Linked DNA regions of Homo sapiens: region 2 is linked to region 1. Evidence: read pairs that join two places in POLR2A ChIA-PET (ENCODE). Cell type or tissue: Panc1. All regions are shown on one strand. Links, peaks and the distances in the headings refer to the core of each region. The heading gives the core; the rest is flanking DNA. Region 1 holds the start of LGALS7 (galectin 7). Region 2 holds the start of CCER2 (coiled-coil glutamate rich protein 2).

Evidence for each region. Peaks named below come from ENCODE experiments on the same cell type or tissue, not always from the same donor. Only the 100,000 strongest peaks of a DNase experiment are listed, where the experiment ranks them.
Region 2: POLR2A ChIA-PET joins it to region 1 with 17 read pairs; 5 of 35 experiments call an interaction of 5 or more read pairs at or near these places.

Annotation. Positions count from the first base shown.
Region 1 is chr19:38,772,209-38,787,549 of GRCh38, reverse strand. It overlaps LGALS7 (galectin 7), which reads left to right and starts at 14,033. Exons shown (of 4, transcript NM_002307.4): 1 at 14,033-14,063; 2 at 14,447-14,535. The coding sequence starts at 14,058. In Panc1, for the core only: no CTCF peak of the experiment used is centred there; no DNase peak of the experiment used is centred there; H3K27ac peaks cover 32 bases.
Region 2 is chr19:38,903,736-38,917,696 of GRCh38, reverse strand. CCER2 (coiled-coil glutamate rich protein 2) reads left to right here and starts at 5,511. Exons shown (of 5, transcript NM_001243212.2): 1 at 5,511-5,599; 2 at 5,845-5,885; 3 at 6,044-6,131; 4 at 6,614-7,134; 5 at 8,372-8,717. The coding sequence starts at 5,539. The coding sequence ends at 8,461. SARS2 (seryl-tRNA synthetase 2, mitochondrial) reads left to right here. Exons shown (of 16, transcript NM_017827.4): 13 at 1,383-1,476; 14 at 1,568-1,660; 15 at 1,791-1,856; 16 at 1,948-2,431. The coding sequence ends at 2,091. It overlaps NFKBIB (NFKB inhibitor beta), which reads right to left. Exons shown (of 6, transcript NM_002503.5): 2 at 12,577-12,682; 3 at 12,162-12,495; 4 at 10,388-10,476; 5 at 10,038-10,298; 6 at 8,808-8,966. The coding sequence ends at 8,865. RefSeq lists enhancers at 4,660-5,284, 5,285-5,911. In Panc1, for the core only: no CTCF peak of the experiment used is centred there; no DNase peak of the experiment used is centred there.

The DNA of each region.
Region 1 (15,341 bases), core at 5,219-13,218:
TGGCATGAACCCGGGAGGCAGAGCTTGCAGTGAGCCGAGATCGCGCCACTGCACTCCAGCCTGGGCAACAGAGCAAGACTCCATCTCAAAAATAAATAAACAAACAAACAAATAAATAAATAAAAATAAACCACTCCTAGCAATGCAGCAGCCCTCCTGGACCTTTTCCACTCCCCACCCAACTCCTGCACTCCTGCCCCACCCAGCAGGCTGCTGAGAGGCCTGGGCAGAGGCAGGCTGGCAGTGGAAAGTTTGGGTGGAGACACCAGACCCAGAACCATCCTCCACCCTCTTTGTCCCAGGCCCCCAGCCTCTTGCCCCCTCCCCACACACTCCAAGGCACCAAGGTGGGGGACCAGTTCCTAGGGACGTGAGCTCAGAGAGGGAGGCTTGCAGCTGCATTTCAGTGGGAGCTGCAAGCACCCCCATTCTGCAGAAGACAAAACTGAGGCCTAGACAGGGACAGCTTCTCAGCCAAGGAAGCGGCCAGGCCCTGGGCTCCACAGGGGTGTCTGTGCCAAGGACATGTCATGGGCACGGACAGAGAGGACAGCAGGGTGTCCGGTGATCACACCACCAGCGCAGCTCAGTTAGTTCCCGAGAATGTTCCCTTGAATGGTGAACTCCATCATTCTAACATTATTGACCATTCTAAAGAACACACTCCTCACATTACTGACGCCTCATGCTGTGTACCGTGTTTCCCAGGAACTCAACTTTTTAGTGATCGCTTCACTGTGGCTGGATGTAACTTCACATGCAGCCAACATGCTGCAAGTCCCAACGTGCCTTTGCTGACTGGCCAAAGCTTTCCATTCACTCTATTATTAGCCTGAAGTCCTGACTCCTTTCTGGTAACAGATCTGCATCCTTGATTGCATCCTTGATGGGTTTTTGTTGTTGTTGTTGTTGTTTGTTTGTTTGTTTTTGAGACAGAGTTTTGCTCTGTCACCCAGGCTGGAGTGCAGTGGCACGATCTCGACTCACTGCAACCTCTGCTTCCCAGGTTCAAGTGATTCTCCTGCCTCAGCCTCCTGAGTAGCTGGGATTACAAGCATGTGCCACCACTCATGGCTAATTTTTGTATTTTTAGTAGAGACAGGGTTTCACCATGTTGGCCAGGCTGGTCTTGAACTCCTGCCCTCAAGTGATCCACCCACCTCAGCCTCCCAAAATGCTGGGATTACAGGCATGAGCCACTGCATCCAGCCCTTGATGAGTTCTTATTCAATTGTGTTATCTTTCTCATTAGTTGTGCAATAATTTTTTTTTTTTTTTTTTTTGAGACAGGGTCTGGCTCTCTCTGTGATCATGGCTTACTGCAGCCTTGGCCTCCTGGGCTTGGGAATCCTCCCGCCTCTGGAGTAGCTTGGACTACAGTTGCACGCCACCATGCCCAGCTTTTTTTTTTTTTTTTTTTTTTTTCCTAGAGAGGAGGTCTCACCATGTTGCCCAGGCTGGTCTCAAACTCCTGGGCTCAAGCGATCCTCCCACCTTGGTCTCCTAAAATGTTGTGATTACAGGCCTGGCCACGGTAATATTTGTGTGTCTTTTTTCGGTTTTAAATAACTAATGTGTTTATTTCCCAATTGTTATTTCATTGAGGTATTTTTCCCATTAAATAAAAGGTTCAGATTTTGTTGTTGTTGTTGTTGTTTTGAGACAGGGTCTTGTTCTGTCGCCCAGGCTGGAGTGCAGTGGTATGATCTCAACTTACTGCAACCTCTGCCTCCCAGATTCAAGTGATCCTCCCACCTCATCCTCCTGAGTGGCTGGGACTACAGGAGTGTGCCACCACACCTGCCTAATTTTTGTATTATTTTGTACTGATGGGGTTTCGCCATGTTGTCCAGGCTGTTCTCAAACTCCTGGACTCAAGTGATCCACCTGCTTTGGCCTCCCAAAGTGCTGGGATTATAGGTGTGAGCCCCTGCTCAGGGTTCAGATTTTAATGGAATAGTTCAATGAGTTTTGACACATATAGTCACCTGTGTAACCACCTCCCCAATCAAGTTTCCTGGTGCCCCTAGAAACAGTCACTGCTCCTTCTGCCACATGAAGCCACTGTCACTCCTGAGCAGTTAGTAGCCACAAAGTTTCCTTTGATCCATTGTGGTGGCATGTGCCTGTAGTCCCAGCTACTCGGGAGGCTAGGGCAGGAGGATCACCTGAGCCCTGGAGGTGGAGGCTACAGTGACCCAAGATCACACCACTGCACTCCAGCCTGGGTAACAAGGCGGGCGGATCACCTGAGGTCAGGAGTTTGAGACCAGCCTGGCCAATGCGACAGCGTGGCGCCTGCCTGTAGTCCCAGCTACTGGGGAGGATGAGGCAAGAGAATCACTTGAACCTGGGAGGCGGAGGCTGCAGTGAGTTAAGATCGCACCTCTGCACTCAAGACTGGGTGACAGAGCGAGACTCGGTCTCAAAAAAGAAAAAAAAGGCCAGGCGCGGTGGCTTACACCTGTAATCCCAGCACTTTGGGAGGCCGAGGCGGGCGGATCACGAGGTCAGGAGATCGAGACCATCCTGGCTAATACGGTGAAACCCCGTCTCTACTAAAAATACAAAAAATTAGCCAGGCGTGGTGGCGGGCACCTGTAGTCCCAGCTACTCAGGAGGCTGAGGCAGGAGAATGGCATGAACCTGGGAGGTGGAGCTTGCAGTGAGCCAAGATCGCGCCACTGCACTCCAGCCTGGGCAACAGAGCAAGACTCCAAGATTCCGTCTCAAAAAAAGAAAAGAAAAGAAAAGAAAAATAAGTTCATTTGCCGTGAAAATGAGAAAGTGGGTTGGGACAGACTGATTTTTCTGATTTTAGGCCTCTTTCAGGATATAACTTAGTTGAAAAGTAACTAATCGCACACTAAGTGTTTGTAGGGATTTAAAACCCCAGGTTCTGTCAGTGCCATTTTGTTAGTGATATTTTGAGTTATTGTTTTTTGTTTTATTTTTGATTTTTTTTTAGTGATTGCTTCACTGTGGCTGGATGTAACTTCACATGTAGCCAACATACTGCAAGTCCCAATGTGCCTTTGCTGATTGGCCAAGGGTTTGCACATTAACTCTGTTATCAGCCCGAAGTCCTGACTCATTTCTGATAACAGATCTACGTCCTTGATGGGTTCTTTTTTTTTTTTCTTTTGAGATGGAGTCTCACTCTGTTGCCCAGGCTGGAGTGCAGTGGCTCAATCTCAGCTCTGCCTCCTGGGTTCAAGCGATTCTCTTGCCTTGGCCTACTTAGTAGCTGGGATTACAAGCATGCACCACCACTCTTGGCTGATTTTTGTATTTTTAGTAGAGATGGGGTTTCACCATGTTGGCCAGGCTGGTCTCGAACTCCTGACCTCAAGTGATCCACCCACCTCAGCTTTCAAAAGTGCTGGGATTACAGATGTGAACTACTGTGCCTAGCCAAGGGTCTGGCTATGTTGCCCAGGCTAGTCTGGAACCTGGGCTTAAGTGATCCTCCAACTTCTGGCCTCCCAAAGTACTGGGATTACAGGTGTGAGCCACCATGCCCTGTGGTTTTGGTTATTTTTTAAACACAGTGAAGATACTTCAGGGACTCCTTTGGTTTTATATATTAACATTCCAGTGATGAAAATGATACAGGTAAAAATCTTTTTAGTGAATTCTAACTGTTCCCACAGTTAAAGACATTTACCCACTATGTAACTAATTATATCTTTCCAAGTAATTTGGTAACCACCACTGAAGATTGGCTTACTCAGCTTCTAACTCACTCCCCAGCGGGCCCACCTTTTTTTTTTTTTTTTTTTTTTTTTTTTTGAGACAGGGCCTTAATCTATTGCCCAGGCAAGATCATCATGCACTGCAGCCTCAACCTCCTGGGCTGAAGCAATCCTCCTGCCTCAGCCGCCAAAGTGGCTGGGACTACAGGCATGTGACACCACCCCCAGTTAATTTTTTTTTTATTTTATTTTAGTAGAGCTGATGCCTCACTATGTGGCCCAGGCTGGTCTCAAACTCTGGAACTCAAGTATCCTCCTGCCTTGGCCTCCCAAAGTGCTGGGATTACAGGCGTGAACCTCCGCACCCAGCCTGGCCTGCTTTCTTGCATTAGGCAGTTAAAAACTACATTTCCCAGAGTTATTTGTAGCTAGATTCACATAGGACTGGGTTTCCCCAAGCTGAGTTTGCACCCCTGGAAAACTCTTTTTTTGAAGACATGCCCTCGTGGCCAGGTACTGTGGCTCACACCTGTAATCCTAGCACTTTGGAGGCTGAGGTGGGCAGTTTGCCTGAGCTCCAGAGTTCAAGACCAGCCTGGGCAACATGGCAAAACCCCGTCTCTACTAAAATACAAAAAATTAGCCTGGCATGGTGGCACGCACCTGTAATCCCAGCTACTGGGTAGGCTGAGGCACAAGAATCACTTGAATCCAGAAGGTGGAGGTTGCAGTGAGCAGAATTTGTGCCACTGCACTCCAGGCTGGGTGACAGAGCAAGACTGTCCAAAAAGAAAGAGAGAGAGAAGGAAGGAAGGAAGGGAGGGAGGGAGGGAGAGAGGGAGGGAAGGAGGGAAGAGAGAGAGAGATGAAAGAAAGAAAGAAAGAAAGAAAAAGAAAGAAAGAAGGAAAGAAAGAAAGAAAGAAAGAAAGAAGAAAGAAAGAAAGAAAGAAAGAAAGAAAGAAAGAAAGAAAGAAAGAAAGAAAGAAAGAAAGAAAGAAAGAGAAAGCCAGCCAGCCAAGAAAGAAGTGGTCTTGCTCTGTGGTTTTGCCCTGTCACCCAGCCTGGAGTGCAGTGGCACCATCATAGCCCACTGCAGCCTAGAACTCCCAGGCTGAAGCAATTTTCCTCAGTCTCTGGAGTAGTAGGTAGGACAACGGTTGTGTGCTACCACACTTGGCTAATTTTTTCTTTTCTTTTCTTTTCTTTTTTTTTTTTTGAGACGGAGTCTCGCTCTGTCGCCCAGGCTGGAGTGCAGTGGCGTGATCTGGGCTCCCTGCAAGCTCTGCCTCCTGGGTTCATGCCATTCTCTTGCCTCAGCCTCCCAACTAGCTGGGACTACAGGCGCCCGCCACAATGCCCGGCTAATTTTTTGTATTTTTTAGTAGAAACGGGGTTTTACCGTATTAGCTAGGATGTTCTCGATCTCCTGACCTCATGATCTGCCCGCCTCGGCCTCCCAAAGTGTTGGGATTACAGGCGTGAACCACCGCGCCTGACTCTTTTCTTTTTTTGAGACAGGATCTCACTCTGTCACCCCAGCTGGAGTGCAGTGGTGTGATCTCGCCTCACTGCAGCTTCAACAGCCCAGGTTCAAGCAATCCTCCTGCCTCAGCTTCCTAAGTAGCTGGGATTACAGGCATGTGCCACTGTGCCCGGCTTTTTTTTTTTTTTTTTTTTTTTTTTAGAGACAGGGTCTCACTGTGTTGCTCAGGCTGGTCTTGAACTCCTGGGCTCAAGCGATCTACCAGCCTCAGTTGCCCAAAGTGCTGGGATTACAGGTGTGAGCCCCCATGCCTGGCCCAAAACTGGCTCATTTTTAAATTTTTTTTTTTGTAGAGACAGGGTCTTCCTCTGCTGCCCAGGCTGGTCTCAAACTCCTGGCCTCAAGGAGTCTTCCCAGTTCAGCTTCCCAAAGTGCTGGGATTACAGGTATCAGCCACTGCACTCCACCACCTGCAAAACTTAGAAGGTGAAAATGAGGTAACACTTACGGGAGGGAGATGAGCCTTCTGGCTAGTTAGGTGATGGAGGTATTTATTTTTATCTAGAACAGCCTAGGAAGCTCTGGCCAGGGAATGCTCTCCGCATCCACCCTCTAGCTTTGCAGCACGGAAGCTTATTCCCTAGTCCTCTGAAAATTCTGTAAGCTATTGCCGGGCATGGTGGCTCATGTCTGTGATCCCAGCACTCTGGGAGGCCAAGGCGGGCGGATCACCTGAGGTTGGGAGTTCGAGACCAGCCTGACCAACATGAAGAAACCCCCTCTCTACTAAAAATACAAAATTATCTGGGTATGATGGCTCATGCCTGTAATCCCAGGTACTCGGGAGGCTGAGGCAGGAAAATTTCTTGAACCCAGGAGGCGGAGGTTGCAGTGAGCCAAGATCGTGCCATTGCACTCCAGCCTGGGTAACAAGAGCGAAACTCCGTCTCAAAAAAAAAAAAAAATTCTGTAAGCTGTCATAGCCGCTAATAATCTCTGTAAACTAGCGGAGGAGGGTTCTGTTGCCAGCAACCAGCAACCCCAACATGACAGTGGGAGAAGTGGCTGATACAGGCAGCAGAACTTAAAATGAGGGCGTGGCTGGAGGAGATAGAGGAGAGGCTGATAGGAAGGACTCCTGTATTGCAGGGTGGAAAGCCAGTGTCTCTTGCTACATGGTAACAAATTATCCACTCACACTGTCACCTGCTGTGCCTGGAAAGGCAGATTGCGGGCTGGCCAAGGCTGCAGCCTCAGAAAAATAGTAAAGATGTTTCAGAATGACAACGTTTTCTTGTTTCTTCCACTTTTGGAGAAGTCCTAAGAAGCAATCAAGAGCCTATGGACAGAAACAGAAGGAATTAATCCATCTGTCTTAAACAGGGGATTTTTTTTTTTAGTCAAGGTCTCTTTCTGACGCCCAGGCTGGTTGGAGCGCAGGATCTCGGCTCACTGCAACCAACCTCTGCCTCCCAGGTTCAAGTGATTCTCCTGCCTCAGTCTCCCGAGGAGCTGGGACTACAGGCGAGCACCACCACGCCTGGCTAATTTTTCTATTTTTAGTAGAGACAGGGTTTTGCCATGTTCTCAAACTTCTGACCTCAGGTGATCCACCCACCTCACCTCCAAAATGCTGGCATTACAGGCATGAGCCACCACGCCTGGTCATGTCCAGCTTTTTATTTCTTCTAGAGATGAGGGTCTTGCTATGTTGCCCAGGCTGGCCTTGAACTCGTGGTCTCAAACGATCCTCTTGCCTCAGCCTCTCACAGTGCTACAGGCGTGAGCCACTGCTCCCTACTAGGGGGTTCTATCTTGCTGCATACTATGAATCTTAATTGAATGAAGGTCCCATGTCTTTTTTTGACACAAGGTCTCGCTCTGTCACCCAGGCTGGATTGCAATGGCGTGATCTTGGCTCACTGCAACCTCCGCCTCCCGGGTTCAAGCGATTCTCCTGCGTTCAAGTGATTCTCCTGCCTCAGCTTCCAGAGTAGCTGAGATTACAGGCGTGCGTCACCACACCCGGCTAATTTTTTGTATTTTTAGTGGAGACAGGGTTTCCCCATGTTGGCCAGGCTGGTCGCAAATGCCTGACCTCAGGTGATCCGCCCACCTCAGCCTCCCAAAGTTCTGGGATTACAGATGTGAGCCACCACACCCGGCCATAGTTGGGAGTTTTGAAGAGTCAATGTCATATAAACCAAAAAGGGTGGATGATTGTTCCAAATTCAAAGAGAATGACAGGACAGCCAGATGAAATTTACCAGCCTTTACTGACTGCTGAATAAGGGAGGAAAGTGTGACATAAGTTACCCTTGGGACCCAGGCATTCTACTCCTAGGGATATGCCCAAGGGGAATAAAAACATGTTCGTGCTAAATATTTAAACAAAATGTTCGTAGAAGCGTTCATTATTCATAACAGCCAAACAGTGGAAACAACTCGAATGTCCTTTGCAGGGGAAAGAAAACTTTACCTCTCCCTCCTACGGTCTTCAGTGGGCTTGGGTATAAAACTACCATAAGAATGCCGGGCGCAGGGCTCACTCCTGTAATCCCAGCATTTTGGGAGGCCAAGGCGGGCGGATCACCTGAGGTCGGGAGTTTGAGACCAACCTGACCAACGTGGAGAAATCTTGTCTCTACTAAAAATACAAAATTAGCCGGGCATGGTGGTGCATGTCTGTAATCCCAGCTACTTGAGAGGCTGAGGCAGGAGAATCCCTTGAACCCAGGAGGCAGAGGTTGTTGCAATGACCCGAGATCACGCCATTGCACTCTGTCTAAAAAACAAACAAACAAAAACAAACAAACAAAAAAAAACTGGTATAAGAAGGCTCACGCCTGTAATCCCAGCATTTCGAGAGGCCGAGGCAGGTGGATCACCTGAGGTCAGGAGTTCAAGACCAGCCTGGCCAACATGGTGAAACCCCCGTCTCTACTAAAAATACAAAAAGTAGCCAGGCGCAGTGACACATGCCTGTAGTCCCAGCCACTCGGGAGGCTGAGGTGGGAGAATTGCTTGAACCTGGGAGGCGGAAGTTGCAGTGAGCCGAGATCACACCATTGCACTCCAGCCTGGTGGCAGAGAAGACTCTGTCTAAATAAATAAATAAATATGTTAAATTAAATAAAAATAAAAAGAGTCCAAACCTGCCCCACCAAATAACCCAATCCTCAAACCATTAGCTCACGCTAATGCCTCCACTTCCAGTCCAGCTCCACAGGGCTGGTGCCTACCTCTCCCTTTCCATATCTGTAACTCCCTCCCAGAAAAAAAAAGCAGTTCCAGTCCTCATCTCTGACTCCCACATGGCACCTCCCCCCGAGGCTGGTTCCAATGCCCCTCGTCGGGCACCCACCCCACACAGGTGTCCTCCTCCCATGCTGGGAGTGCAGGCTCCCTGTCACGTGTCCTGCTGGCCCTCACTGGGCACTTACGCGCAGCCTCTGCTGAGCGCTCCTCATCCTGCTCAGCCCTGACCCCCAAACACCTCTCCCAAGGACATCCCACCCCAATCAGCCCATTCAGGGCCACCATGACCTTGCTCAGCCCCACATAATAGCTTTAGGGCCCAATTGTTCAGCAAAGGAAGGAAAGGAAGGAAAGGAAGGAAAGGAAGGAAGAAGAAAAAGCTATGCATGTATTTTACTGTTTAAGCATTGAAATGTACAAGAATCACTAGGAAACTTACAAGAATTACTTGGATGAGTTTATAGAGCAATTGAAACACTGAAAAATGAATAACCTCTAAAATTATGCATTCAGTTTAAAATATTTAAGAGAGTTTAATTAACTAAGTTTATAAATGGAACTGAACACTAGAGAATAGACTTTTTCTTAGCGGTAATTGGATTGTTTTATTAATATTTACTATATTTATAAAAATAGAGTCGTGAGATTTCCAATGGGCATAAAAGCTTAAGAACAAAGTGAGTTTCTGGGGTTTTTTTGTTTTTGTTTTTGTTTTTTTGTTTGGTCTTTTTTTGATGGAGTCTTGCTCTGTCGCCCAGGCTCAAGTGCAGTGGTGCGATCACACACCACAACCTCCGTCTCCCGGGTTCAGGTGATTCTCCTGCTTCAGCCTCCCAAGTAGCTAGGATCACAGGTGTGTGCCACCACACCCAGCTAATATAGATATATATAATTTTTTGGTATTTTTAGTAGAGGCAGGGTTTCACTATGTTGGCCAGGCTGGTCTCAAATTCCTGACCTCAGGTGATCCACCGCCTTGGCCTCCCAAGGTGCTGGGATTACAGGGTGAACCACTGCGCCTGGCCAAGAACAAAGTGAGATTTCTTTCCTTTTTTTTTTTTTTTTTGAGAGGAAGTCTCGATCTTGTCCCCCAGGCTGGAGTGCAATGGCGTGATCTTGGCTCACTGCAACCTCTGCCTCCCAGGTTCAAGCGATTCTCCTGCCTCAGCCCCCCAAGTAGCTGGCATTACAGGTGCCTGCCACCATGCCCGGCTAATTTTTTCTATTTTTAGTAGAGACGGGGTTTCACCCTATTGGCCAGGCTGGTCTCGAACTCCTGACCTCAGGTGATCCGCCCGCCTCGGCCTCCCAAAGTGTTGGGATTATAGGCATGAGCCACCGTGCCCAGCCAAAGTGAGATTTCTAAGTGTCATTTTCATCATCAGAATGTTGATTTACAAAAAGCAGCCCCAGAATTACCTTCACTGTGTATAAAAAATAACCAAAATGTGACCAACAAATGACATTCATGGAGCCTGAATTTTAAATCTCTACAACCACCTAGTGTGCAATTAGCTACTTTTCATCTAAATTATTTCCTAAAAGAGGCATAAAGTAAGAAAAATCAGTCTACTCCCTCTTCTTTATTTTGAGACAAAAGAACCTCGGTGGCTAGTCAATGCTCAGCAGTGGCCAGGCCCAGTGGCTCATGCCTGTAATCCCAGCACTTTGGGAGGCTAAGGCAGGCAGATCGCTTGACTCCAGGAGTTCAACACCAGCCTAGGCAACATCGTAAAACCCTCTCTCTACAAAAAATACACAATTAGCCAGGCATGGTGGCGTGTGTCTGTAGCCCCAGCTACTCGGGAGGCTGAGGTGGTGAGCCCAGGAGGTTTAAGCTTGGAAGATTGAGGCTGCAGTGAGCGGAGACTGCACCACTGCACTCCAGCCTGGGTGACAGAGTGAGACCCCCATCTCAAAAACAAAACAAAACAAAACAAAACAAAAAAATGGTCAGGAGTGACACTGGCCAGTGGCTTCCTGGAACTAGAAGAGAGGCCACTATTTCCTGGACACCAGGAAACTTAATTGAGGAGGTGGTTAGATAGGTCTCCACAGTTCTCAAAATCAGTGAACTATACCTTTAATATCTGCATCTTTTATTTTATGGGAAGGATACCTTGATAGAAAGACTATTGAGAAATATATACATTTATTATTATTATTATTATTATTATTATTATTATATATACTTTTTGAGACAGAGTCTTGTTCTTTTTGCCCAGGCTAAAGCGCAATGGAGCTATCTTGGCTCACTACAATTTCTGCCTCCTGGGTTCAAGCAATTCTCCTGCCTCGGCCTCTCGAGTAGCTGGGAATGCAGGTGTGCACCACCACACCCGGCCTACATTAACTATTTAAAATTGAAAAAAGGTGACCAGGTGCGTTGGTTCACACTTGCAATCACAGCACTTTGGGAGGCTGAGGCAGGTGGATCACCTGAGGTCAGGAGTTCAAGGCCAGTCTGGCCAACATGGTGAAACCCCGTCTCTACTAAAAATACAAAAAGTAGCCAGGCGTGGTGGCAGGCACCTGAAATCCCAGCTACTTGGGAGGCTGAGGCAGGAGAATCACTTGAACCTGGAAGGCAGAGGTTGCAGTGAGCCAAGATCAAACCACTGCACTCCTGCCTGGGCAACAGAGCGAGACTCTGTCTCAAAAAACGAGAAAGAAAAAGAAAAAAGGCTCACGAAAATATTATTTCAGGCCAGGCGCAGTGGCTCACACCTGTAATCCCAACACTTTGGGAGGCCGAGGAGGGCAGATCACGAGGTCAGGAGTTCGAGACCAGCCTGACCAACATGGCGAAACCCTGTCTCTACTAAAAATACAAAAATTAGGCCAGGCGCGGTGGCTTATGCCTGTAATCCCAGCACTTTGGGAGGCCGAGGCGGGCGGATCATGAGGTCAGGAGACCGAGACCATCCTGGCTAATACAGTGAAACCCCGTCTCTACCAAAAATGCAAAAAATTAGCTGGGCGTGGTGGCGGGAGCCTGTAGTCCCAGCTACTCAGGAGGCTGAGGCAGGAGAATGGCGTGAACCAGGGAGGCGGAGCTTGCAGTGAGCCGAAATGGTGCCACTGCACTCCAGCCTGGGCGGCAGAGCAAGACTCTGTCTCAAAAAAAACCAAAAACAAACAAACAAAAAAATTAGCCAGGCATGTTGGTGGGTGCCTGTAATCCCAGCTACTCAGGAGGCTGAGGCCAAAGAATCACTTCAACCCGGGAGGTGGAGGTTGCAGCGAGCCGAGATCGCACCACTGCACTCCAGCCTGGGTGACAGGGTGAGCCTCTGTCTCAAAAAAAAAACAAAAGAAAAAAAAAACAAAAGAAAATATTGTTTCACAACTGATGAGAAACATAACCAACACTAATGAATAAGAGCCCATCGAGGATGCATATCTCAGTTACAGGAAAGGAGCCAGCCTTTTAGACTGGTAACAGATTGACTGCAACCATTTGACCAATCACTTAAGGCAAGTTGGGACTTGCACGTTGGTTGGGTGTGAAGTCATATCCAGCCACAGTGAAGAAATAGAAATAAATAAAAAGATGTTCTTGGGAAACAATAGCAAGGTACAGAATGATGTATCAAGTAATGTAAGGAGTGTCTTTTCTTTTTGTGGACTGAGGTCTCACTGTGTTGCCCAGGCTGGAGAGCTGTGGTGTGATCATAGCTCCCTGCAGCCTCTGATCTCCTGGGCTCAAGCAATTCTCCTGCCTCAGCCTCCCAAGTAGCTGGAATTACAGGCAGATGTGCGCCAACCCACTGGGCTATTTTATTTTATTTTTATTTTTTGTAGTGATGAGGTCTTGCTGTGTTGCCCAGGCGAGAGTGTCTTCTTTAGAATGGTCAATAATGTTAGAACAATGGAGTCCACCATTCAGGGGAACATTCTCGGGAACTAACTGAGCTGGGCTGGTGGTATGATCACCGGACACCCTGCTATCCTCTCTGTCCGTGCCCATGACATGTCCTTGGCACAAAGACCCCTCTGGAGCTGAGGGGCTGGCCTCTTCCTTGACTGAGAGGTGGCCCCTGTCTAAGCCTCAGTTTTGTCCTCTGCAGAATGGGGGTGCTTGCAGCCCCTACTGAAATGCAGCTGCTAGCCTCCCTCTCTGAGCTCATGTTCCCAAGAACTGGTCCCTGAGCTTGGTGCCTTGGAGTGTGTGGGGAGGGGGCGAGAGGCTGGGGGCCTGGGACGCAGAGGGTGGAGGATGGTTCTGGGTCTGCTGTCTCCACCCAAACTTTCCACTGCCAGCCTGCCTCTGCCCAGGCCTCTCAGCAGCCTGCTGGGTGGGGCAGGAGCTGGAGTGGCGAGTGGAAAAGGTCCAGGAGGGCTGCTGGGCTGCTAGGAGTGGTTTCTGCTCAGCTCCCACACCATCCCTGCCTTTCAGAAGCATCTTTCAGCCCTACCCGCCCCTCCACCAAGCCAATTCCCCAACCCTGAGTTCTCTTGCAGAGTCTTAGGCCCAAGGGGGCTGTTTCGGGCCTGGCGGGAGGGTCCCCGCCTTGCTCTGCTTTTGATCTAGGTGGTGATGGAATGCTAGGCCACCCACCACCCCAAAACCCACCTCATCCTGACCTACAAACTTGGTGGCATGATGGTAGCAGTCCTGGAAGGAGGAAGAAGAGAGACTTGAAGGAGAGAAGTGGGACAGGAATATGTGGTAGACAGAGTTAGGGGCAGAGACGGACAGAGTGAGACAGCCAGCCCCAGAGACAGAACCCACAGGAGAGGTGCGAGCAGAGGTGAGGAGAGCCAGAGGTCAGGGCAACGGGTCCTGCACGCTCCTGCCTTTGGCAAATCGCTTCCCATCCCAGCTTCAGCCTCCTCCTCTGTACAATGGGGGTGACCCATACTCCTCCCTGTTGGAATGATGGGGTCCCAATCAGTGATTTCCTGCATCTCCTGGGCAGCCGAGGGGCCTTGGAAATGACAGGCATAGTCCTAGTGGATCCCCTCCTTTCACCCCTCCTGACTGAGGACTTCCATGAACTGGGCACACTCCAGGACCCAGGGGTGCAGCGCTGAGGGGATCAGGCAGGCCCCCTGTGAACCCATGAAGCCACCCTGTCAGTCACTAGTGCTCCTATTGTGGCCGCTGTTCCATTACAGAGGCAGAAGCTTAGATTTCAGCACGGATCAGTCCAGGCAGGAGGTTCTCAGCTGGAGAGAAGGGTCTGGAGTTCCCACCCAGATTGGCCTCCCAGGACCTAATATGTCTGTGTATAAAATAAGAGAAATTACTAACAAATAAATACATGAAATGAGATAGAGGCTCTCCGTGTGCCAGGCAGCGGGAAGACAGGGGTGGAGGGGCAGTGGCACAAGGAGCCTTCTCTGCTGTGAGTTTATTACTATTAAACATTCCCTCTTATTATCAGCTCCTAGGAGAGGGGCAGTGCACCCGGGCCCTGGGTGATGGGGGGATCAGGGCCCCCAAGAAGAGGTGCCACTCCCGCTTCGCCGGGCTTGCCCCAGGGCCAGGGTCCGTGCCAGGTGTGGGTGGTGGGTGGGAAGGGGTGGGGTGAGTCATCAGGGCCAGCCCCGCCCTGCTTTTATTTAAGGTCCCCAGCAGGCCCCACCACCACGGCTGCCCAACCCGGTCCCAGCCATGTCCGTGAGTGCTCCAGGGGCCCGGGGCGGGGCCAAGCAGGGAGGGGGCTGGGGGCTCCTCTTTCAAAGGAGCAAGTGGGCAGTGAGTGTGCCACGGACTGGCCTGGGCTGTGGCCTCCGGGTAACCCCCATCCCGACTGTCCCCTCTACCTCTTTGTGGCTTCCTCTGGGGCCCTCTTTGAGGATCTTTCTGTTTGTCTTTGTTGCTCTCCCCATCTGTTTCCCTGTCTGTTTCTGGTCTCTTTCCTGCCTCTCCGCCACCCTTTCCTCTTCCACTGATTTCTGCCAGTCTCAGCCCTGGTCGGCTCCTCTGAGGGGTGACCCACCTTCTGCCTCCCTCCTTCGGTCTCACCGGCTCACAGTGGCCCCTGCACCCCACTCTTGCAGAACGTCCCCCACAAGTCCTCACTGCCCGAGGGCATCCGCCCTGGCACGGTGCTGAGAATTCGCGGCTTGGTTCCTCCCAATGCCAGCAGGTGAGGCCCCAGGCCCTAGGGGTAAAGGGTACAGGTCTCAGGATCAGCTGACTCCCAATTTTTGCAGTCCAGAAGTAGGGGCCCGAGGCCACCTGTATCCACCAGGCTAGGAGTCCGAGGCCATTTCTGACCTCAAATCTGATGTATTCGTATTTGCCCCCGTGCCTTTGTGGCTGGGGTCCCTAAGTTTCCCTAAGCATTTGAGGTCCCTGGGTAATCTCAGGGTTCCTAGATATAGTCCTATGACTTCCATGTCTGAGTCCCAGGGAACTCTGGAAATACTCCAAGTCCTGGAGACACCCTGGACCCTGGGAGTCCTTGCCAAGCCATCCTTTGACTTCCTGGCTAAGGAACTTCGGGCCTTCTGGATTCTGAGGTACCCTGGAAATACTGGGGTTCCTGGTATTATTCTTTGTCCTGTAGAAGCTGAGGGTTCCCTGAGCATCAGGAGCACCCTGGCTATCACCCAGACCTCCTGGGCAGCTCCCAGGCTCTTTGGAAATGAGGGCACCCTGCCCTAAGCGTAGTGAGTTTGGTCTGGGTAGGTTTCTGCCAAGGGCCTCATGATATTTTGGCTGCCTTGGGAATCTAAGCTCCCTGGTCATTAGTCGCCTACCTCTCCTTCTGCGGTGTGTGCCTGTCTTCAGGTCCCTGTTAATTTGGGGGTACTCTGGGAATGGGGAGTGCCAGTCCATAAGACCTTCACTTTGGTCTGGGCGGTTTATGTTTTGTTTGTTCTTTCGTTTTTTTGTAAGGTGGGGTCTCGCTATGTTGCCCAGGCTGGTCTTTAACTTCCGGGCCCAAGC
Region 2 (13,961 bases), core at 1-8,000, 140 kb before region 1:
ATGGCAGGGGTGGGGTAGGGGAGGGACAAGGGGCTGGCCAGCTGCTCTTCGCTCTGGAACCACCTCTCCAGCCCCCTCGTTGCCCCCATTTTCCTGTACAAGGATTACAGGAGCATATACAGGATCCCAATCTGTCTGCCGTGTGCCGGTCGTCCCTCACAGGACTGTAACAGAAGCACGAACAGTGCACGGTGTGCCAGAGTGGAGACCCGGGCCCCTTTCCTCCTGCTGCTCCCCCTCTCTCTGGGCCACTGCCTCATCTGTGCAACCCAAGATACTTTTTCACCTCCCAGTGGAGAGTGGGGGTGGGAAAAGGGGGAGCCAGAGGTTGGGAACCCCACTTCCTCTCACCCTGTCAGTCACACGCAGCTTTCAAGAGAGGCTGAGAAATGTGGACTTCTTTTCTGGGTGACCCATTGTAAAAAACTGGGAGCGTAAGCCGGGTGTGGTGGCTCACGCCTGTAATTCCAGCACTTTGGGAGGCCATGGCAGGAGGATTGCTTGAGGCCAGGAGTTCAAGACCAGCCTGGGCAACACAGCGAGAGCTCGTCTTTACGTTTTTTAAAATTAGCCGGGTATGGTGGCACACACCTGTGGTCCCAGCTACTTGGGAGACTGAGGCAGGAGAATTGCTTGAACCCAGGAGGTGGAGGCTACAATGAGCTGTGATCATGCCACTGCACTCTAGCCTGGGGCAACAGAGTGAGACCCTGTCTCTAAAAAAAAAAAATAAAGGCCAGGCACGGTGGCTCACACCTACAATCCCAGCACTTTGGGAGGCCGGGACAGGCGGATCACCTGAGGTCAGGAGTTCAAGACCAGCCTGGCCAACATGGTGAAACCCCATCTATACTAAAAATATAAAAATCAGCCGGGCATGGTGGCACACACCTGTAATCCCATCTACTCAGGAGGCTGAGACAGGAGAATCACTTGAACCCTGAAGGTGGAGGTTGCAGTGAGCCGAGATCGCGCCACTGCTCTCCAGCCTGGGCAACAGAGCCAGACTCCGTCTCAAAAAAAAAAAAAAAACCGAGGGTGCCTAGAAGGTGCAAATGTGTGAATGGCCACTGTGAAGAGCCGGTGGACCCTGCCACGTGCCTTTTTCCCCTCCCATCAACCTCTTTTGTGCTTCCCCCTCCATGTACCACCTTCTCCATAACCACCCCTGGCCTCACAACTCTCTCCTTTGGCACTATCGTCTCCTTTTTTTTGTTTGTTTTTTTGGAGTAGATGAGGTCTCCTTATGTTGCCCAGGCTGGTCTCAAACTCCTGGGCTTTTTCCTGCTTTTTGGCTGCCTTCTCTTCCATCGTTTCCATTTGTTCCTCTTGCTCCTCCTCTCACCCGCTGACCTTCCCCACACCTTCGTCCTTGACCGCAGGGTCCTGGATATGCCCACCCAAGAACTGGGCCTCCCCGCCTACCGCAAGTTTGACATTGAGGCCTGGATGCCAGGCCGAGGCCGCTTTGGAGAGGTGAGCCCTGTGCCGCTGGGGACGGGGTGGGCAGGAGGACAGGCCTGCCCCCCATCCCTGATCCGCTCAGCCTGCCGCTCCTCCACCCCAGGTCACCAGTGCTTCCAACTGCACAGACTTCCAGAGCCGCCGCCTCCACATCATGTTCCAGACCGAGGCTGGGGAGCTGCAGTTTGCCCACACGGTGAGGCCCGCACAGCCTCCTGCCCGCGTGCCCTCGCCCGCAGCCTCTGCCGCCCTAGACCCACCCACCTTGGCTCCTCCCCGGGCTCAGCTTGGGGTGGGCGCCAGTTCCGAGCATGGCTGTCTCACAGGTGAACGCCACCGCCTGTGCTGTCCCCCGCCTTCTCATCGCGCTCCTGGAGAGTAACCAGCAGAAGGTGAGGGGCTGAGGGGCCCACCCAGAGAGGCAGCTCAGCGCCGGGGAGGGCTGGGGCATCTGCAGTGTCCTGAGGTCTGCTCTGTCCCCAGGACGGCTCAGTGCTCGTGCCCCCTGCCCTCCAGTCCTACCTCGGCACTGATCGGATCACAGCCCCTACCCACGTGCCTCTCCAGTACATCGGCCCCAACCAGCCCCGGAAGCCTGGGCTGCCTGGCCAGCCTGCTGTAAGCTAAGAACCCACCCACAGCAGCCCTCGGGGGTGTCACTGCTTCCTGGAGTTCAGGAGACCCCGGACACCTGGGACCTGTGTTGCTGAGCCCGTCCTGACATCTGTGTTCTTCCTGTCAGCTCCACGCCCGGGCCCCTGGACCACGGGGTCCACCTCTCCTCTGTCCTTGCTGCCTCAGAGTCAGTCACTGACCCTGTTATCATTGAGGGTCCCAGTGGGAAGCAGGACGTCTGGGCTTTACGGTTCTAGGGACAGGAGAAGCAGAGGAAGAGGCTTCCATCCCTCCTTCCTTCTTTCCTCCTACAGTGCTGAGCAAAAAGTCCCCAATAAATGGTCAGGACAAAGGCCTCTGTGGATCTGTGAACAAGGGAGATGCCTGGCTCTCTAGGAGCTGCTGAGCAGCCGCTTGGAGGCACTATCCTCAAAGGGTCTGTGGCTGCAAAGACCATGGCTGGAAGTGCCTAGCCACCCCCCAGTGCACATGGAGGCTGGCCTGGGGCCACCAGGGTTGCTGAGAGGATGCTGAATTCTCTCCCCTTCCTCTGGGACAAGCCAGAACAGAGTCACCCTCTGAGGGTTCCTTCGAGCTGACCCCAGCCCCAGCCTCACCCCTCAGTCCCCAGCTCCCCATGCAGCTGTCCCTTCTGCAGCTCCAGGTAGGGGCCCAGTGGGCATCCCAAACTCAGGGAAGCTACCTGGTCCTCTGATCACTTGGCCTGCACCTGCTCCTCCTCAGGCATGCCCATCCCAGCACATTCTCCCGGCTGCCCAGGCCACAGCCCTTCGGGTTAGCCTCGACTTTTATCTCATATCCACTCCACTTCATTAGCAACCCTGGCAACACCGCCTTCAGAATATTTCCAGAATCTGGCCAGGTACAGTGGCTCACGCCTGTAATCCCAGCACTTTGGGAGGCTAAGGCAGGCGGATCACCTGAGGTCAGTTCAAGACCAGCCTGGCCAACATGGTGAAACCCCATCTCTACTAAAAATACAAAAATTAGCTGGGCGTGGTGGCGCACGCTTGTAATCCCAGCTACTCGGGAGGCTGAGGCAGGAGAATCACTTGAACCTGGGAGGCGGAGGTTGTGGTGAGTGGAGATCGCGCCACTGCACTCCAGCATGGGCTACAGTGCGAGACTCCATCTAAAAAAAAAAAGAGCTGGGTGTGGTGGCGGGCACCTGTAATCCCAGCTGCTTGGGAGGCTGAGGCAGAATTCTTGAACCCGGGAGGCAGAGGTTGCAGTGAGCTGGGATCACACTACTACACTCCAGCCTGGGTGACAGAGCGAGACTCTGTCTCAAAAAAGATTTCCAGACTCTGCCTACTGTTCTCTCCTCCCTGACCCCACCTGGGCCCTGCTCCCCGATCCCTCCCCTTTGGTTAACCCTGGAAGCCTCTTCACTGGCTCCCTGTTCTCCATCCTCGCCACACAGCCAGAGGGACCTGTGAGCACCTCAGCTGGGTGTCCCACCCCTGCTCAGAGGTCTCCTGTGGCTTCGTCTCAGAGTAAAAGGGTAAAGTGGTCATCGAGGCCCCTAAGACCCCACCTGAGCTGCTCCACCTTCCTCTTCAGCCCATCTTTCTGTCTTGTTTGGTCCACCCGACCCGCCTTGACATTGAAACTCTCCAAACTCCTTCCTGACTCGTGCACTTACATTGGTGAGTCTCCCTCTCTGGCTGTCTCTCCCCTAGATGGTGTGTGCTGGCCTCCATCTTGTCACTCAGGCCTTAGCTCAAATGTCACCTCTTCCAAGAAGTCTTCCGTGACCACAGTAAAACCCCCCCAGCACTCAGTACCTACATCTGAGATACTTTTTTTTTTTTTTTTTTTTTTTTTTGAGATGGAGTCTCACTGTCCCAGGCTGGAGTGCAGTGGTGTGATCTCGGCTCACTGCAACCTCTGAGAGATTCTTTTGCCTCAGCCTCCCGCATAGCTGGGATTACAGGGAGGTGCCACCATGTCCGGCTAATTTTTTGTATTTTTAGTAGAGGCAGGGTTTCGCCATGTTGACCAGGCTGGTCTTGAACTCCTGACCTCAGGTAATGCACCTGCCTTGGCCTCCCAAAGTGCTGGGATTACAGGCATGAGCCACCACGCCCAGCCTGAGATACTATATTTTTGATGCATTTCTGCCTTCTTTCCTTAATATGTATTGATGTGTGTCAAATACCAGCTCCAGGAGGGCAGAGGTATCCACCCATTGGCTCAGGGCTGTAGCCTCAGGTCTAAAAGAGGACCTGGCATGTAGTAGATGCTCAACAAAAATTACTGCACTGAAGATGCTTGGACGTGTGCCGTTCCCAGTACCAGGCACTTCCCTAAACACTGTACACACAACTATTTAATCCTCACTGTCCAACTGTAGAGTAGGTTGTCACCAACCCTATTTACAGTGAGGAAACAGGTCTTAGAGAAGTTAAGCGGTTATCCTGGGCTGCACAGCTGGCACGTGGTGGAGCTGGGGCTTAGGCCAGAAGCCAACTGCAGCCTCTGAGGAAGCGGGTTTATGAGACCCACTCTCAGCCAAGCATAGTGGCTCACCCACGCCTGTAGTCCCAGCACTTCAGGAGGCCCAAGTGGGCGGATCATTTGAGGTCAGGAGTTTCAGACCAGTCTAGGCAACATAGCAAGAACCCCTCTCTACAAAAAATGAAAAAAATTACTGTGGCATGATAATGCAAGCCTGCAGTCCCAACTGATCTGGAGGCTGAGGCAGGAGGATCCCTTGTGTGAGAGTTTGAGGCACTGCACTCCAGCCTGTAACAAGACCCTGTGAGAAAACAGGCCCAGGAAGGGAAGGAGTTGCCTGGGGACCATCTGTGAGTGGCTGCTTCTGGGTTCCCACCCCGGTCCACCTGCCAGCGTGGAGGGCGAGTGTACCAGACCCTGCTGCTCTGGGAAGAGATCCCCCCAGGCCAGGTGTGGCACCTCAGGCCTGTAATCCCAGCACTTTGGGAGGCCCAGACGAGAGGATCACTTGAGCCCAGGAGTCTGAGACCAACCTGGCCAACAAAGTGAGACCCTGCCTCTACAAAAAATAAACATTATTAGCCAGATATGGTGGTACACGCCTGTGGTCCCAGCTACTCGGGAGGCTGAGGTGGGAGGATCAAGTGTGTTCAGGAGCCTGCAGTGAGCTGTGATGGCGCCACTGCACTCCAGCCTGGGTGACAGAGCCAGACCGTGTCTCAAAAAAACGAAAAAAGGGAGGCCTCCACCATCTGCGCTGAGCTCCTGGCCTGAAGCCTCGAGGGGAGCGCGTGCAGGGCGGAGGCCTCATGAATAATTGAGGGTCTCAGGCAGGCAGCCGCCCCGCAGATGTCGCCCCGCCGCGGGCGGGGAGGGGGCGGGGGTGACATCATTTCCTCCCCTGCAGGGTCCCCGCGTGGGTTATAAGGCGCTGCAACCCTGGCCCGCACAGCGCCTTGGACCCGTTGGACGCCCACCATGCCGCCCCGAGGGCCAGCCTCTGAGCTGCTGCTGCTGCGGCTGCTCCTGCTGGGGGCGGGTGAGTGCGGGACCTGCCGAGTGCGGGACCTGCCAGGGGCCGGGGAGCGGGGACTCCAGTGGGAGGGGGCAGGCAGTGCACCCAGTGGAGAGGCTTCAGGGGCCGAGCCTCCAGCGGGGGACAGTACACCCGCCGGGTGGGATGGGGAGGGGATGTGTGGGGACCGGGACGCCCATGGAGCTGGGGTCGGTACCGGGGACAGCAGCCAGGGCGGCAAAGCCCAGTGCCATCTCCTTTCTCCACAGCCACCGCTGCTCCCTTGGCACCGAGACCCTCCAAGGAGGAGGTGAGGAGTGTGGAGGCCTTGCCCTGCCTCACCTAGCTGGGGCCCTGCCCTCCCTGCACAGCCTGCCCCATGATCCTCATTGCCCTCAAACCAGCTGCTCTCCTCCCCATCTCCCCTGCCCTCAACCTCCCCTCTGACCCGGCACCCCTGCCCCCCAGCTGACCCGCTGTCTGGCAGAGGTGGTCACAGAGGTGCTGACCGTGGGCCAGGTCCAGAGAGGACCCTGCACTGCTCTTCTCCACAAGGGTAAGGAGGCCCCGGGCCCCACTTGCCCTCCACAACCCCATGGGACCCTACCCTACCCCACCCAGGGTCCTGCCCAGGTGCCCACATGCTCTCCCACCCAGGCTACCTGGAGGAAGAGGTCCTCATTCCCAGAGCCCTGTTGCCTGGACCAGCGGGGCACTGCCCAGCATTCACACCTGACAGAGCCTGGCCACCAGCAACACCCTTGTGGTTCCCTGCAGAGGGGCCAGATGGGGCAGGGAACATCCCCTCCCAGGTGGGATGAAATAGGACCCTCCCCCTGTAGTCTGGGCAGCCCCCCTGTGAGACCTTCGGCAGGGCCCAGAACTCCTCAAGGCCTCAGTTTCCCAATTCAAACTCCTGACCTCAGGTGATCGGCCGCCACGGCCTCCCAAAGTGCTGAGATTACAGGCGTGAGCCTCCATACTCGGCCTCAGTTTCCCAATTGGATGCTTAGAGAGTGTCCTTTCCCTTTCTGCCAGAGTTGTGCGGGACAGAGCCCCACGGCTGTGCGTCCACCGAGGAGAAAGGCCTGCTGCTTGGGGATTTCAAGAAGCAGGAGGCTGGGAAGATGAGGTCCAGCCAGGAGGTGAGGGATGAGGAAGAGGAGGAGGTAGCAGAGAGGACCCACAAGTCTGAGGTCCAGGAACAAGCCATCCGCATGCAAGGGCATCGCCAGCTCCACCAGGAGGAGGACGAGGAGGAGGAGAAGGAGGAGAGGAAGAGGGGGCCCATGGAGACCTTTGAGGACCTGTGGCAGCGGCATCTAGAGAATGGAGGGGACCTCCAGAAGCGGGTGGCAGAGAAGGCCAGTGACAAAGAGACGGCCCAGTTCCAGGCAGAGGAGAAGGGGGTGCGGGTGCTGGGCGGGGACCGCAGCCTGTGGCAGGGGGCCGAGAGAGGCGGAGGAGAGAGGCGCGAGGACTTGCCCCACCACCACCACCACCACCACCAGCCAGAGGCTGAGCCCAGGCAGGAGAAGGAGGAGGCTTCGGAGAGGGAGGTGAGTAGGGGGATGAAGGAGGAACACCAACACAGTTTGGAGGCAGGGTTGATGATGGTCAGTGGAGTCACAACTCACAGCCACCGGTGTTGGCCCTGCACCACCAGATCCATCACTAGTGGATCACAGTGGCCAAGACTGACACCACGACTGGCTAACAACTTCCGTGCAAGGCCTTTACCTTATACTTCCACACTACTGTATGGACTACAGCAACCAAGATGGCACCATTGCACAGAAGCAAGCCACCATCACTAGCAAGTTGGCCACTGTGAAAAGTGGCTGCTGTGCCTACTTCACTAGGTGACAGACAGACACCATTGCTGGGTCATGGAAAACAAGATGTCACCATGATTGGTGGCACCAAAAGTGCCGTAACAGGGTGGGCATGGTGGCTCACACCTGTAATCCTAGGGAGGGTTAATCCTTTCAGAGGCCAAGGTGGGAGAATCCCTTGAGGCCAGGAGTTTGAGACCAGCGTGGGCAACATAGTGAAACCGTGACTCTACAAATAATTTAAAAAATTAGCCAGCAATGGTGGCGCACGCCTGTGGTCCCAGCTCTCAGGAGGCTGAGGTGGTGGGATTGCTTGAACCCGGGAGTTTGAGGCTGCATTGAGTCATGATTGTGCCACAGCAGTCCCGCCTGGGCCACAGAGCAAAACCATCTTAAAAAAAAAAAAAAAAAATGGCTGGGCATGGTGGTTCGTGCCTGTAATCCCAGCACTTTGGGAGGCTGAGGCGGGAGGATTACCTGAGGTCAGGAGTTCGAGACCAGCCTGGCCAACATGGTGAAACCCTGTCTCTACTAAAAATACAAAAAATCAGCCAGGCATGGTGTTGCATGCCTGTAATCCCAGCTACTCGGGAGGCTGAAGCAGGAGAATCACTTGAACTCGGGAGGTGGAGGTTACAGTGAGCCGAGATCGTGCCACTGTACCCCAGCCTGGGTGACAGAGCGAGACTCCATCTTAAAAATAAAAATAAAGCGCCATCACGAGGTGCTCATCCCAGGCACCTTTGCCAGTGCCAAGCTACTGCTGTTGGCTGTGGTCGCGTTAGCCAGCACCACTCTTCCGGGGTTATGGCAATCAGCATGGTCACCATCGCGGTCCACGACGATCAGAACGACCGCTGCTGGATGCCACTATGAGAACCGACATGGCCCACAATCACAGTGACCGAGGTGGCCTGCCTTTGAAGGTGGGTGCTGACTACCCCGTTTCTGACCCCACCAGGAAAAGGAGGTGGAGCAGCTGGAGCACTTGAGAGACGAACTGAAGAAGGTGACAGAGACGCTGGGGGAGCAGCTCAGGAGGGAGGGCTGACCCCTACCTCAGTCCCTCCTTCCTCCTGACACACCCTGTGGCTTAGGACTGTTGACCCCGAAGCCTCCACCTCACCTAGCACCCCACGCCACCCCTACCCAAACAGGGGAGGAGGCGGACGTGCCTTGGAACCACACCCAAGGAGGTGAGTCTGAGCTGGGCCGGGGGCTGGGCTCAGCCCTGACACAGGAAGCACCCCCACACCTATGCACTCCCACTCCAACCCTTCTGAGTGAATAAAGCACAAAGAAACGCACCCTGCCTCCGTGAGCAGCACTTGATGTGACAGGGATGGGCCCCAGAAGGACCCGGAGGACTGGGAAGACAAGATCAGTCTGGTCTCTGGTTGTCAGAACTAGGGTTTTGTTTATTAAACTGGAAATTATATTAACAATGAAACAAATCACACGGGGCGGGGGTCGTCAGGAAGAGGTTTTGAGGCTGGGGTGGGAGGCAGCCGGGTTTGGCTGCGGCTGCTGTGAACCACAATGTCGTCGTATTCATCCTGGGGGCAAAGGGGACCAGGCAGAGGGGCTCAGGCGGCTGTCACTTTGCCCACCACCCATGTCCTCATAGAGCACCCTAAGAATTAGGTCTCGCCTCAAAGCCCAAGTTCCCCTGCTCCTGGCTCAACCTCCCAGTTTCCTAGCTCTCAGAACTCCATTTTCTTTTCTTTCTTTTTTTTTTTTTTTTTTTTAAGATGGAGTCTCGCTCTGTTGCCCAGGCTGGAATGCAGTGGCGTGATCTAGGTTCACTGCAACCTCCACCTCCCAGGTTCAAGCAATTCTCCTACCTCAGCCTCCCAAGTAGCTGGGATTATAGGCATGCGCCACCACGCCCAGCTAATTTTTGTATTTTTAGTAGAGACAGGGTCTTGCCATGTTGGCCAGGCTGGTCTCGAACTCCTGACCTCGTGATCTGCCTGCCTCGGCCTCCCAAAGTGCTGGGATTACAGGCGTGAGCCACCGCACCTGGCCAGAACTCCATTTTCAAGGTCATTTCTACAGACCAATTTCTAGCCAGCCGCCACTCCAGAGTTTCGGCAACTGAGCTGGCCCTCCTCCACCCCTTCCCTCTGCCTTTACCCAAATTCCTCCGCACCCATCATCCAGCACCGCGCCTTGCCCAAGGACGGATCTGTATTGCTGGGTTCTCTGACTATATCTCTCCCCACCGCTGGCTCGGGTCCTGCCCCAGCACTGCCGGTGTTCAAATCACTGCCACCCAAGGTTTTCTTTTCGCAGTGTGAGTTCTCCAATTCTTGCTGCCTAAAATCACCCCCAGCGCTACCACCCACCCCCGCTGTGTTCACCAATCACTGCGACCAACGCCTTTTCTCCACCCCTGCCTGAGTTCTACCTTTGCCACTGCCTTAGTTTTTCAGCCACTTCTGCCCAAGCTCTTCCCACCACCCCTGTCCAGGTCTCTCCTGACTAGTGCCCCGTGTCACTGGCGCTGCTGCCTGAGTTCTCTAACAGCAGCCCAAGGTCGGTGCCTAATTATCTTCTTGGGCTTCTTGCCTGCCGGTCTATCCTGACCCCCCAGCTGGGCTGCCCTGTCTCTCCTCCTGACTCACGCCCTCGTCTCCGCTGTCGCTGTCGCTACTGCTGCTGCAGGGGCCGGATTTCTCGTCCTCGCCCTCGGGCTCAGGGGCTCCGTGTGCACGGAGGAGGCGGGCGAGGATGGGGTTGGGCCGGAGCATGGCACTGCCGAGTGGGGTGCGGCCACCGTACATGCGGGCAGCAGGGTTCGCGCCTGCCCTCAGGAGAAGCTCCAGCACATCGGCTGCCTGGGCCTCCACTGCCAAATGAAGGGGGCTCCGGCCGCACGTGGGCTCCTGTGGGGGTGCAACAGAAAGGTCAGAGGGCCCGAAGAGGGGACAAGCCCCCTCCCGCCGACGGCATCTTCCCCGAGGTTGGGGCTCACCGGTTTGTCAAGGTCAGCTCCAGCATCTCGGAGCAGCCGGACCATCTCCACATCTTTGTGGATAACGGCCACGTGGAGTGGGGTGTGGCCTGGGGACAGAGTGATTGGCGTCAGATGATGAGGTGAGGGCCCCCCCCACCCCACCGTGCTTTGATCCTGGGGGAGGGTCATGTGGCGTGAGGGTGATTAGGTTTGGGGGCTGGTTCCTGAATTCTTGGGTATGGCAAAGAGGTACCTGGGTACCAAATGCCTATCTCAGATGGCCTGAGCTTGCTGGCAAGTGCTAGTGCCTGAGTTGTTTGAAGCCTGGGGCCCGCGGGTAAACAGCCTGGGGTCTGTGGACAGGGAGCCTGGATTTTGGGGCCAGGAGGAGACCCAAGTCTCTGCTCTTATCACTCAAAGGACCTGAGCTGGCACGCTATTTCACACCTGTAATCCCAGCACTTTGGGAGGCCAAAGCAAGAGGATCACTTGAGCTCAGGAGTTCAAGAAGCTGCCTGGGCAACATGGCAAGACGTCTCTACTAAAAATAAAAAATAAAGGCCAGGCACAGTGGCTCACGCCTGTAATCCCAGCACTTTGGGAGGCTGAGGCGGGTGGATCACGAGGTCAGGAGATCGAGACCATCCTGGCTAACATGGTGAAACCCCATCTCTACTAAAAATACAAAAAATTAGCTGGGCATGGTGGCGGGCGCCTGTAGTCCCAGCTACTCGGGAGGCTGAGGCAGGAGAATGGTGTGAACCCAGGAGGCGGAGCTTGCAGTGAGCTGAGATGGCGCCACTGCACTCCAGCCTGGGCAACAGAGTGAGACTCCATGTCAAAAAAAAAAAAAAAAAAAAACCTTAAATTAAGGTTCCTGCCCAGGCACGGTGGCTCACACCTGTAATCCCAGCACTTTGGGAGGCCATGGCGGGCAGATCACCTAAGGCCAGGCCAGGAGTTCAAGACCAGCCTGGTCAACATGGTAAAACCCCGTCTCTACTAAAAATACAAAAATAAGCTGGGCATGGTAGCATGTGCCTGTAATCCCTGTAATCCCAGCTACTCGGGAGGCTGAGGCAGGAGAATCACCTGAACCTGGGAGGTGGAGGTTGCAGTGAGCCAAGATCACGCCACTGAACTCCAACCTGGCAACAGAGTGAGACTGTCTCAAAAAAAAAAAAAAAAAAAAAAAAGGTACCAAGTAGCTGAAAAGCCTGTGACCTGGGGGCGAGAGGCAGGCCCTGAACACTGGGTCCTGAATGACGTCAGTCCATCTGAGGAGGGGTCTGGTCTCAGGTGGCTGGGCTTATAGGCAGGGGAGCAGAAACTTGGATGTCAGGGCTGTGGGCAGATGAGCCCTTCTTCCCATGAGGCTGAGGAGGGCTGTCTCTGAACCCTGCTGCCCATTGCTGGGAGCCTGGGGTGCCAGAGTTTCACAGAGGGCCTGAGCTCTGCATTCCCCGGTCCTGGGTAGGGTAGGGGTCTGCAATACACTCTGCAGGTGGGGAGCCCGGGGGCCCGACAACTGGATCCTGGCAGCTCTGGGTCTGTGGGTGACAGGTCTGCATCCCAAGTGACCTGGGGCCTCCAGGTGGGGGTCCTGGGTCCTACATATCCAATTCTCAATCATCTGGGCCCTGAGTGGAGGTCCCTGGTCCCGATGTGTGGGCTCCTGAAGCCTAGGCATGATTTCCCAAGGAGCTCAGTCTCAAATCAGGGAAGCTGAGCCCAGGGCCAGGTGCTCTCGCCTAGCCCAGGAGCTGAGTCCTTCCCTGGTGACGACCCTCACCCTCGTAGTTTTCAGCCTCCAGCTGCAGCTTCCAGTCCTCCTCACTCTCCTCTTCTTCCTTCTCCAAGTCGGAATCGGGGTACAAGGCGACAGGGGTATGGTTGGTGTCGGGAGTACGGTCAGGGCCCTGAGCGAGGTAGGTGTCGGGGGCTTCCCTGGGGCGCCGGGGGCGGGGCTGAAGCAGGGCACGGGCACAGGCGTGTGCCCCCACACGGCAGGCCAGGTGCAGCGCCGTGTGGCCCCTACGCTCCGCCACACACAGCCCGGCGCCTGCTGCGTACAGCTTCTCCACCGTGGATGTCTCCCCCAGGATGGCTGCCAGGTGCAGGGCTGTCTGCAGAAGCAGAGGACAGGCGGTAGGGAGTCACACTGGGAACCCTGGACCCCAAGCCCTACACCATCCCTCGTGGCTCACCTGGCCTAGGTCATTCTGCAGGTCCATGTACTCAGTGCCGGCCGAGAAGCCTAGAAGAAAATCCAGGAAGGGTTCATGCTGATGAATCACAGCCAAGTGCAGTGCCCTGGGGACAAAGACCGGGGTGAGAGGGCAAAGTTCAAGTCCTCTTGCATTCCTTCATTGAACAAACATGGGGCGCCTACTGTATGCTAGGCCTTGTGACCACAGTTCTGGAACCCCCTGTCAGCTATCTGGGAGGTCAGAGGTCAGAGTTTCATCAGCAAATTCGTGGAATCAATGTTTATTCAGTGGGATTTCCACTTCTGCCCAAAATGAAGTAACATGGACCAGAATTCACTCCCACGTGAAACAAACAAACAAACAAACAAGAGTCAGACGAAATACGGTATATGAAGCAACAGTGTTGAAGACACTGGACATCGTGCAATGAATCACAGTGACCCCTGAAAGACAGGAAACACGAGGTGGGCCCCACACTTGACTGCCACAGCTTATTGTCTTGAGAGAGTTTCAAAGCCACGGTGCAGAGAGGGGAATCCAAGCAGAGCGCATCAGGTTGTCTGAGGTCAGGAGATGGATATGGAGGAAGAGTCTGTGGAGGCCAGCGTGGCTAGAGTCACAGGACAGAGTACAAAACAGAGTTGCCAAAGGAGAGATTGCTGGGGAACTGCAGGAGGTTCTCTTGTGTATTCCGGAGAATACGGATCAGCCATGCCTGTGAGTCTGTGGGGATGGGAAAACCATCCAAAAGGATTTCAGAAAAGTGCTCGTTACTCACACAGGGCCAGGAATAGTGAGTGTTCCCACCAGCCAGGCTGGAAAAACATCATCACAGGCTATCGGGTGGGATACTCAGGAAGGTCTTGCCTCAATAGTGGGGAATAATTAACTGTAGATGGGGCACTGCTCAACACCCACCTAACAAATCATAAAAGCAAAACTGGAAAGACTCAAACTACTTCCGAGTAATTTAACTCCATCCCAGAATAATATTCAAGAATATTTATTTATTTATTTATTTATTTATTTATTTTAATTTTTATTTTTTGAGAGAGAGTCTTGCCCTGTCGCCCAGGCTGGAGCGCAGTGACACGATCGTGGCTCACTGCAACCTCCACCTCCTGGGTTCAAGCGATTCTTCTGCCTCAGCCTCCCGAGTAGCCGGAACCACAGGTGCGTGCCACCACACCTGGCTAATTTTTGCAGTTTTTAGTACAGACAGGGTTTCACCATGTTGGCCAGGCTGATCTTGAACTCCTGACCTCGTGATCCACCCGCCTTGGCCTCCCAAAGTGCTGGGATTACAGGTGTGAGCCACGGCGCCCGGCCTCAAGAATATTTATAGGAATACAGAATTCTCCAGACTAACAAGGCAAAATTCA